Linked DNA regions of Mus musculus: region 1 is linked to region 2. A link is a loop called in an ENCODE intact Hi-C map of the cell type or tissue named here. Cell type or tissue: left cerebral cortex. All regions are shown on one strand. Links, peaks and the distances in the headings refer to the core of each region. The heading gives the core; the rest is flanking DNA. Region 1 holds the start of Wdr31 (WD repeat domain 31). Region 2 holds the start of Cdc26 (cell division cycle 26).

Region 1 (5,380 bases), core at 310-5,309, 63 kb before region 2:
GTCTTTTCTTCTCAGGTTGCTTTCAGTCCTGATGTTTTATCACAGCAACATGAAGCTAACTGATATGGTTTATCACAGCTGCAGAAGTGGGAGGCAGCTGGTCACACTTTGTCCACAGTCAAGGAGCAAAGAGTGGTGGATAACCCCAGACTAGATTCTATCCAGAAATCCACTTCAGTTGATCCATCACAGATACACCCAGAGGTCTTTTTGTTTCTGTTTTCTTTTCATGATTCTAGATCCTGTCCAGTGACGGCACTCACCATCACAGAGTGTAAGGATGGTTTACAAAGACTCCAAGGTAACAGCTAACTTAAGTAGTTCATAGTGTTGAAGCACATAGCATGGGTGTGCAGAGAGGATGAAGAGATGTAAACAAAGCTTAAGAGACCTCATGAAGAATTTGGGCTTCATCTTGGATTGTCATTGTTTACTGCACCTAAAAGCCCGTCTAGGAGCTTAAAGTGGAAGGTGCTTATGTGCTCCTAACTTAGAAGATTGGCAAACTGGGTTGTCACACCTGGATCACTTTTCTGATGATTCTCCTTGTGGTTTTCACCACGTGAAGGCTGGAAAGTATAAAACAGTCTTACTCATGCTTGACATTTGGTGCTAACTATTGTGTGTGCTGTGCCTTTCAGGTGAGCTGGCTAGGATTTCCTACAGATTCAAAAAGATGAAAGGAGAAACCAAGTCCCTTTGAGGCTTAAATCCAGAAGTTCCACAATGTTACTTCTGCTACACTCAAATGAAAAAAAAAAATGTATGATGCCAGCCCTAATGGAAGAATCAACGATGAGTTTATGGTTATTTTTAACTTATTATACCCCGGATAGTGTTGGCCTGAACCAAAACAGTGGCTAGAGAGAAATGAGGATATTTAGAAAGCAGAATTGGAAACCTTGGGAGCAGGATAGTTAAAATAACTTTTATTCACCTGATGTAATTGTTGTTTCTGAGGTTTACTGCCTTTGTACAACCTAATCTAGGCCTAGAATGTTTTCAGCCTCTGAAACTTACCGCTGAATAAGCTCACCCTTTTAGTTCTTTCTGAACTCTGGCTGGGCTGCTTCAACTCAGCTGTTCTGGCTCAAACTCCTCTGCAAGCTGACTGATTCAATCTGGCTTCTCCCTCTTGGCCTCTCCTAAATTGCTCTGCTTGGCTTTATACTAACTTTGACAATCTGTTCTAATCTACTAGCTCCTTCTCATTCTCTGCCTCGCTCTGTTTTTATCTGTGTCTGACTCGTTCTCTCTTTAACCTTTCTTTGTAAAATTCTTCCAGTAAAACTGCCTCCTTTTTTTCTGGCTCTCTCTGTGTACTGTTCTCTCTTAAGTAGCTTCTCTTTCCTCTCTCTTCTTCTGAGAGTTGGGCATATCCTGTTTTGTCAAATCTTTTTCTGATTTGTCACTTTGTCTGTCACTCAAACATCACTTTTAAACATAAAGAGTTTCCTTCTACAAACTAACTCTAGCTTTATTGTTTGGGATTAAAGGTGTGTACTAAGGGTGTGTCTGTATTCTGGGCATAGGGTCTAAAGAATTGTGCTAATGGTGAGCCACACCACAACTAGAAACAGATTTTTTTTTCCCCAGAAACAATCCAGTCTCCCAGTTCACAGTGTGATCAAATATCCTGCAACAGAGGATTGCTCCTGAGAGGCAGTTACAAATGACTCCTAGGTTTGTGGCTTGAGTGATTAATGGGTGGTAATGCCCAGTGTTTAGAGAAAGAAAAGAACAGGTTTAGGCAGAAGATGATGTCTGTGAGTCATGTCAAGGAAGAGGTGTCTTTTAGATAGTCAGATGGAGAAGAGCAAGAAGTAGGCGGAAGACAGATGAGGCTCCGGGACAAGTGTGACTACAGATACCAGTTTGGAAGGATCAGATGCCAGAAGCATTTCTCAAAGTGGTTGTATCCCAGAACAGAGTGCTTTGGGAGTAGACTCTAACACCTTAGTTTGTACTTGACCCAAATCAGTAGAAGTCTATTCTACTGCCAGTATTTTGTAGAAATACAGTATTTTGTAGAAATCAGTAGAAGTCTATTCTACTGCTAGTATTTTGCCATAGCAATGGGTTATACACTGACTCCAAAATTTACCTAACAACTATTTTTTAAAAGATTTATTTATTTTGTGAATATGAGTGCTCTACCTGTAGAGCTAGAACATGCACACCTGTGTTCCAGAAGAGAGCATCAGATCCCACATGGTTATGAGCTGTCATGAGGTTGCTGGGAATTGAACTCAGGATCTCTTAACCGCTAAGTCATCTCTCGAGATGTTAGTCTTTTGTTAGTACCTTCCCATTTGAATCTGAAGAAGGTACTGACAGTCTTTTTGTTTGTGGTGCTGGCTCATCCCAGTTTGATGAAAAACAAAGTGAAAAGTATTCAGTTTGGCAGCACATGTGTTAAAATTGGAACAATATAGGAACTGGAGAGATGGCTCAGCGGTTAAGAGCACTTATAGCACCTGCAGAAGACACAGGTTCAGTTCCCAAAACCCACAGGGCAGCTCACAACCATCGAGCTCACAACCATCGGTAACTCACGTTCTGTAGGATTAGAACTCAGTAGGCACACAAATTATATATATATATATATATATATATATATATATATATATATATATATATGTATATGCAGATAAAGCACTCACACTTATAAAATAAGTTATTTTCAAACCGTTTTTTAAAAAGTGGATTGACACAGAAAACAAATTAACATGGTCCCCACACAAAGGCGAACGGCACAATCAAAACCTTCCATATATTTGAAACTCATTACTTTATCTATTTAGAAAAATTAGTAAAAATAAACACACACATGCCAAATGAGAGGAATGGATTAAGATGTTTGGGAAATGTTCAATGGAGAAAATCTCTGTCTATATTCAGGGACATTTAAAATAAATTTTCTGGGCGAATAATAATTACAAAGTGACACTTATTAATCGCTTACTCGCTGTGGCTACGACAGATATCACCGCTTTTCTTGGAGGATACAGGTGCTTCATGTTCATGTAGCGTGGTTAAGCACAAACCTCCCCTGCATAGAATATTCACATACCATCAAATTAGAAAAGGAAAATACGCTCTCTCGGCTCGGCCCCTGAGGGACTTCCGGCACGTGGAACCTGGGTTCCGGGGCTGCCGTGGACGCCCGGAGCGTTTAGGTGGAACTCCCGCCCTAGCGACGCGCGCCTGGTTGCTAGGGGCGGAGGCGCGGGAACCTGTGGAAGCTAAGGATGCCTGCTACCCGTGCTTTCGGGCCTCGGTGCTAGCCCACCGGTGGGTATGGAGCCCGAGGTGGGAGAGAGGGAGCATCGGGGGGCATCTTCGCGCTCTCCCCAGCGGTAGCCAGCCACCCACCCGAAGTGAGGAGGAGGTCTGGGAGGGTATGTGTAGGACCTGGTTTCACCTGCTTCCATCTTGGCGTAATCCTCCCCTGGCACGTGCACATGAAAGTAAGCTTTAGCAGTTCAGATAATGGACAGGAGTAGGAGCATTTATAATCTGAAGGGCCAGAAAGAAAACAAACAAGACAACAAAGAACTGCACGCTGATGGTCCTCAACGTTGGGAGTTCTGATCTAGCGCCGACCCTCAGTGAGACCGGGTGTCTTGTAAATCCTCTTACTGTCTGAATCTTTTCCTTTACATTATCATTAGAGTCAAACCAGTCCACCTCCTATAAGCTTCTGCGAGTCGTTTGTTAATCTTTGAACACTGGTGTAGATGTCTTAGTCACAGAGAGTATAGGTTAGATAGACATCCATGTGAAAGATTTGGGAAGAGAGCGTGGATTTAAAAAAAAAATCATTTATACCAGTTGGGAAGTGGCAGTGCATGCCTTTAGTCCCAGCATTGAGGCGGTAGAAGCAGGCAGATCTCTGAGTTCTTGGACAGCCTGCTTGGTCTACAGAGTGAGTTCGTTCCATGACAGCCAGGGCTACACAGTAAAACCCTGTCTCAAAAAAAAAAAAAAAAAATAATAATAATCATGTACACAACTAGCGCCATGTTAAAAGTCTCAGTGATCATACTTGCTAGGCCAGAACACATACACAGAGATTTATTAAAAAGAATATATCACAAGAAAAGTCAGGCCTAGTAGGCACATTCTTAGAATAAACCCGAGTGGGAAGAGTTCTTTTCGATAACAAGTCACGGGGAACTTGCTCAGTCTTGTGTGATTCATGGTAGGTGAAGAGGCAAGGGGCATCTCACTACCTTGCTAAGTAGTACATTTTACAGCGTCATTTCTTCAATATTTGGGTTAATACTGTGTCAGACTGCAAATGTTTGTATAAGACATCTCAAGTCACTAGGATCATATGAGAGGTTTTTTGTTGTTGTTGTTGTTGTTTTGAATCTTTGTGTGTGTGTGTGTCTACAGACAGGATGAGAAAAGTCTACTGAAATAAGATTCATTTCACTCAGTTCTGCCCCCATGACAGCAAGTTAGCTCTATGGATCACAGTTGTATCAAAGGCTATAAAGGAATTGTGTACTACATAACCGAAAGAGGATTTTCTGAGCTCTATCTAATGTAGGCCTTTGGAAAGCAGATTTGGACAGAGACAGATCAGGGGTTCAGATGTAGATCTGCTTCCCCCAGAAACCCACAGGGCATCCAGAGCCATCATGACCTTTCAGCACCTTTCCAAGTGCTTCCAGCCTTTGTGGGTTGAAGCAGGGTGATGAGCCTTCAGAGATATTTTTTGGATGGTCTTGTTAGGTAGTTTAAAAAGACCATTATTTTGAGGTCTGGTCACATGAGCCTGTGAGGCAGGAGGATTTTGAGTTGGAGGCCAGCTTGGGCTATACAGAAAAAGATTTTGTCCCCAAAAGACAAACAGTCAAAAACCACAGAGTGTTATGTTGTACCCTGTAAAGAGCTTCTGGCTAATCTTGCTCTTTAATTTAGGATGCCATCTCTCATGCAGCAGAGAAATAGATGTGTAGTTAACATCATGATATACTCTGCTCTATTAATAGAAAATTGACGTTCATATAATCTTGGAAATTTGTGTGCTATTTCTTAACGAGGAAAACTACAGTAATAATTTTTTTCAATTAAACGAGGCTCCTATTTACACTTGTAAATCTCTCTGGTGCAAACATATGCTTAGACAGAGGGGAGATTAACTTAAGCGTCCTTTCGTTAATTACAGAGATTAGGAAGTGGCTGTCTGACTTGTTTCCGAAGGCTGAATGAACTACAGATCATCAAATACAGCAGCTCACCAAGAAGATCTGGTTGCTTTGGGGGTAAGTAATGCCAAGTTACCCTTCCTTCCACTCCCCAGCGAAGATACCCACTAAGAATCCAGTTGGTTTTGAATACATTTACAGCCCCCGTGGTTTCCAGTGAC
Region 2 (5,380 bases), core at 204-5,203:
GACAGGGGCAGGAGAACCTCTGAGTTGGAGGCCAGCCAGCTTGGCCCATGGCTACACTGAGAAACCCTGTCTTGAAAAACAGAAACAAAAAGGAAAACACAAAGAAAAACCCTAGAAAAGTAAAGGAAAGAATTCTATAAACAGTTATAAACCAATGCCAGAACTAGGTTACATCTCCCAAAGACAAATCCACTCAAGAAGTCTACAGAGACCACGAGTCATTCCTGCAAGGAACTGTAGAGAATACAAGAAATCCACTCACTGGATGATGTCAAGCAGGTAAAGTCACAGGCTCAAAGGTGAAAACAGAAGGGTAAGGTTGCACGCGTTTGCAAGTATGTCTTCCCAACATTTCATTCTAAGTAGGTACCACCACATTGACTTTTTTTTTTTTTTTTTTTAGAAAAAGGAAAAACAAGCCAGTAAAAAAACATGGGTTCTGGGGCTCAGTCTCAGGTCCTAATGGTCACAGAGAAAAGCTTTTGGCACCTGAACTAGCTCCCCAGACCAATAGAAGGTTTTGGCCTATAAACCTAATACTATGTGGTTTGGGAAGGTGTTCATCAGAATATTGAATCATCAAAAGTACATGGTGGCGACCAGGAAGGAGGCAGGAGGAGTTTGAGGTCAAAGGTAAGAGACTGTGGGGGGTGGGGGGAGATGGAAATGTATGGCTCAGTGGCAGAACAGTTGCCTAGCATGCAAAAAAAAAAAAAAAAAAACCCGGGTTGGATTCCCAGCACTGTTTAAAAAAGGGTGTGTGTGTGGGGGTAATGACCTGCAATTTGCATCTTACCGGATGTTATATTAATATTTCCTGCTTCAATGCCGGCTTTGAGTCCTTCTTTTCCCAAAATCCCAGACTCTCCTTTGGCCAGGCGTTCCCGCTCTTTCTCTTCCAAGCTTCCATAGTAGATGTGTGGTTTCTTCACAACGGGAGCAACTAAATCGTCAGGCGCTTTGGTTTTGGTTGTCTGTTAAATCAAAGACCCGGACTAAGGTTTAGTTCCAGCAAACCATGCTTCCCAAAAGAATGAAGCTAACGCTGCACTTTCATCTTCTTTCCTCTCAAAACTAGAGGAGAAAGTCGAAACTGACTTTGTGCGAGTTAAGGCTCTTGTTAAGTTTGGCACACAAATACGACCAATCAATTTCTGCCTGAAGTGTCTTGGTTGTTTTGGGGCCCGTTACTTTAATCGACTGGAAAAGCAATCTCCGGTTTTACGAAAATAACTTCTCACTGCTGGGCAGACACTAAAAACAACCTAAACAATCAGGGTGGCTCTAGGTGCACCAAGTCACGATGTGACTGGAATACACATTTCAAATACTTTCAGAGCCGATTACAAGTTGGGAAGCCTCATCATAGTAAGTACGAGTCGGACAGCTTAAGTCAGGACACAACCCGATTCCAAAGCACCGTGTTTTGGAGCAGCCAGAAAGAGTGGTCTCTGCTCAGGACTTAAGTAAGAGCAGTGCAAAGAGAGCTGCAGCACACGAAGACATCAGGAAAAGGCTACTAAGGTCCACACTAGGGTCCCTCAGCTTTCCTCCTCCTCGGCCCAGACCCGTAAGGTAACGGCCCTTTCCCACGGGAACCCCCGGCCTCTCTAGGGCAGGCCTGAGCTTAGATCCAGAGCTCCGTACCGTGGAGGAGGCTCGTGAGGAGGCCATGCCGGGCGGCGGAGACGCGAGGCCCTAGCCAAATCCGCGTTCTACTTTTCAGACCGGGAACCGCGCGCCTAGCAAAGTGGAAGTGCGTCACTGGCCGGAAACGTATCAGAAACGTACTACGTGCGAAGTATCTTGGGAATGGTAGTTGCCAAAGGTCGGCTGGAGTCGAGGGGCGTGGCCTTACAGAGCTACACAACCTCGCGGGAGAAGAGGAGCATGGGAAGAGAGGCGCAGAGCAGCCTGGGAGGTGTAGTTTGGGCTGCGCAGCAATGGAGTCATGGTGGGAGTTGAGGTTCTGGGGAACTGCAGAGGCCTGAAAAGAGGTAGGTTTGCGGATCGCAACCATAATCTGGAACAAAACGAGGGTCTCTGTTATCCTTCGGGAGGCCTTCCGCCATTTCGAAGCTGAGGCCTGTGTTGCCATGGAAATCTCTCCCTAGACTTCTGCAGCCTTGGAGCTGGGAAAGAGGACTGTTGTCCACGACGGAAGTCCTTCGGGGGCCCCTCGTAACTCGGTGGCTACGTAATCAGTTTGGGCTTCAAGAAGATATTAAACTCTAAGACCTTCTAAGGCTAAAATAGAGATGTGGTGGAGGAGCTGCGGCCTAGTTTGTTGTGGGTTTACTTGTCTACAGCCTATTCTTTGTCTGTGTTCTTTGAAATAAAGGGTCCATGAAGGCTCCAGATAAAGAGCATATCAGCAGTAGTAGCTCCAATGAATGTTAGGCCATCAGAGATAAGGTTTTTTTTAAAAAAAAAATCCTTACATGAAAGTTGTGGGGGTTACAAAAATATGCGCGTTTGCCGAGCTGAACAGACTCACTTCCACACTCAAGGCCCTGCCCCGAACAACTCCAATTAGAAGAGCACTTCCTTTTCGAGGACTTACTAATGCCGAGTTACGCGCAACGAGCTTATTCTGTTTTAGTCATCTCAGTCACGGACAAGAGTACAAGCCCGAAAAAAACCAAAAAACATTCTGGTGAGAAAAGGTCGTTCTGGAGCCGTAGTAGTAGAATTAGTAACGTGGCAGGTCGCGAGCCGCCGAGCCGCGCTTTTAACTCGTACTCATTATTGCTCTCTAGTGGTGAGGCTTTCAGAAAGTTCCCTCGCAAGTAGGGAATTATTGTTGTTGTTGTTGTTTTTCTAAGTGTTTCTTCCTTTCCCCCTTGGAGCTGACTTCCATTTCTCTACGTAAGGATCTGGTAGAAAGTAGTATCTGATAGAATAAAGCAGTTTTGAAATGTCACGGGCCAGTGTTTTGATTAGATCACCCCTTGCTGTGCTAAGCCTCCTGAGAGAAGTGTAAATGTTTCCTATACATTGTAGTGTTTTGTTTCGTTCTGGATGCACGCAATAATAATTTCTATGAATGCACACTATAGCAAAACTTTCATGTAGATCACTATCATTTAGCTTTTTATTTTAGTGGTCTAAGTGTAACTTTGTTTTTTTTTTTTTTTTTAAATTATTTATTATATGTAAGTACACTAGCTGTCTTCAGACACTCCAGAAGAGGGCGCCAGATCTTGTTACGGATGGTTGTGAGCCACCATGTGGTTGCTGGGAATTGAACTCAGGACCTCTGGAAGAGCAGTCAATGCTCTTAACCACTGAGCCATCTCTCCAGCCCCTATGTGTAACTTTTATAGAATGCTGATTTAGCTTTTTTTTTGTTTTGTTTTGTTTTTTGTTTTTCTTTTTTTTGCTCAGGCCCCGCTCTCCCTGCTTGCTCCAGCCCAAAGATTTATTTATTTATTATATGTAAGTACACTGTAGCTGTCTTCAGACACACCAGAAGAGGGTGTCAGATCTCATTACGGATGGTTGTGAGCCACTATGTGGTTGCTGGATTTGAACTCAGGATATCTGGAAGAGCAATCAGTGCTCATAACTGCTGAGCCATCTCTCCAGCCCACATTTTTTGTTTTTCAAGAAGGGTTTCTCTGTGTAGCCCTGGCTGTCCTGGAACATGTTCTGTAGACCAGGCTGACCTCAAACTTACAGACATCCTCCTGCCTCTGACTTCAGAGTGCTGGGATTAAAGGTGTGTGTCACTACTGCCCGGCTTCTGATATTAACTAAACTGTTTGCTTCAACTTTATAAAACTGGAATAATTTTTCAAGTTTCCCAAGGTGTCTGTATTAAAATAATACAAAGAATGCGAATGTGGGACGGTTTAGTGGGTAAAGGAACCTGTGCTAAGTGTGATGCCCCACATGGTAGAAGGAGAGAACTGACCCCAGATGTTGTCCTCTGACCGATGCTTGTGAATTGTGTGCTTTCACCAACACCCAATACATAATTAAATAATTTTTTTAAGAGGCAAAAATTTTTAGTTACTAAAGTGAAAAAAAAAAACCCAATAATGGTAGAGTCTAGAACTTAAGAAAAGTTAGTGTAGGGTTGTGGGTCTTGAGTCTGCTCTGCAGCTTGGGGAGGCAGGACACAGGGAGTTTGACTGCACTTACCTCATGCCAGCTCAGGGCTGGTGCTGGGCCATAGGGAAGCCCCAGGACATTGCTGGTGGGAAAGCGGGCAGTCTGAGGCATGGAACAGTGGGAGCTGGTTTGGGGGTCTGCCTGCTTGTGATGAGGCTGGGGTGGTCGGTTCTCAGGCTTTCCAACATCCAGGCCCCGCTGGGAGCCCCAGAAGAGCTGAGAATGGAGTGGGGGAGCAGCTGGCTGGCTGTGTGTGGTGGGGGGAAGGGGAACAATGGCTGGTCACACGGGGAGAGTCCTTGGCTTGACTGCAGGCTTGGGCTTGGGCTTGGTGGGCAGTGGTGGCTGGGAGTGCAGAAAGGCCTTCTACAGGACTAGACAGTGGCTCTATAGTCGAAGGCCTTCTCCATGGCTCCCCATGGTGGATCCCGATGAAAAGAGGCAGTCCATAGTAGTAAGGCATTTATTGTCATAGAGGAAAGTGGATGTATAAAATCATGCCCCCACTTCTCAGGGTGGGCCTGAGGTTAAATACATTTTGCAGGGAGGAGTGTCTGGGAAGGAAAGCTTATTGCTTATGCCCTCCAGGCCTTTAGGCAACTCATTAGAATGGAGATCTGGCTTGATCCTATGGTGGTCACGTTTCTTTTCCTCTTGTCTTGGTCTGAGATGTTAGTGATGCCTCATCTATGTTGGGGGTGGGGGGCTTGGGGCATTGCCCTTACATGACTGATGGCCACAAATCTATGGGGGACTGCAGTTAGTGACAGGGGCCTGGTGCCTGGGAGCAGGCGAAGGTCCTACCTACCATCTCTTCAGGGTCCCCAGGGCTTCAAAGCCTTTTTAGCTCAACTGAGGACCAGGCTACCTCTCACTGCCCGACAAGTTAGTTTCACCTTCTCTATTGTTGTGTAGCTCAGTTTACTCCAAAACTTTATTTATCATGGATACTGTAGAGGATATAAAGACGATACCTTCAACAGTACTAAGGTCAGCCTAGCTTTTTGTTGATTCTTTGAATGTCACATCAGGCACCCCAATCCCACTCGTCTCCCTGTCCCTTCGTATCCACCCTCTACCCTTGCAACTACTCCCGCCACTAAAATAAAATAAGATAGAATAAACCAAAATTTGTCATGGAACCTGTAGTGTGTCATGGTGCGTCACATAGTATACACTTTTGTCCACACATCTAAACTTGTAAATGTTCATTTCAATGGGTCACTGGCTATTCTAAGGCCTCTGGCTTTTGCTACACTATCTG

Evidence for each region. Peaks named below come from ENCODE experiments on the same cell type or tissue, not always from the same donor. Only the 100,000 strongest peaks of a DNase experiment are listed, where the experiment ranks them.
Region 1: it touches region 2 in a loop (2.1-fold over the local background); 1 of 42 quality-filtered maps calls a loop at or near these places.

The regions. Positions count from the first base shown.
Region 1 is chr4:62,468,733-62,474,112 of GRCm38, reverse strand. It overlaps Wdr31 (WD repeat domain 31), which reads left to right and starts at 3,214. Exons shown (of 11, transcript NM_023597.3): 1 at 3,214-3,294; 2 at 5,180-5,276. In left cerebral cortex, for the core only: no CTCF peak of the experiment used is centred there; DNase peaks (open chromatin) are centred at 1,851 and 3,174; H3K4me3 peaks cover 1,097 bases; H3K27ac peaks cover 702 bases.
Region 2 is chr4:62,405,169-62,410,548 of GRCm38, reverse strand. Cdc26 (cell division cycle 26) reads left to right here and starts at 1,924. Exons shown (of 4, transcript NM_139291.4): 1 at 1,924-1,997. Prpf4 (pre-mRNA processing factor 4) reads right to left here and starts at 1,766. Exons shown (of 14, transcript NM_027297.3): 1 at 1,648-1,766; 2 at 797-974. The coding sequence starts at 1,674. In left cerebral cortex, for the core only: a CTCF peak has its summit at 2,747 (motif pointing left); DNase peaks (open chromatin) are centred at 1,834 and 2,635; H3K4me3 peaks cover 2,313 bases; H3K27ac peaks cover 1,590 bases.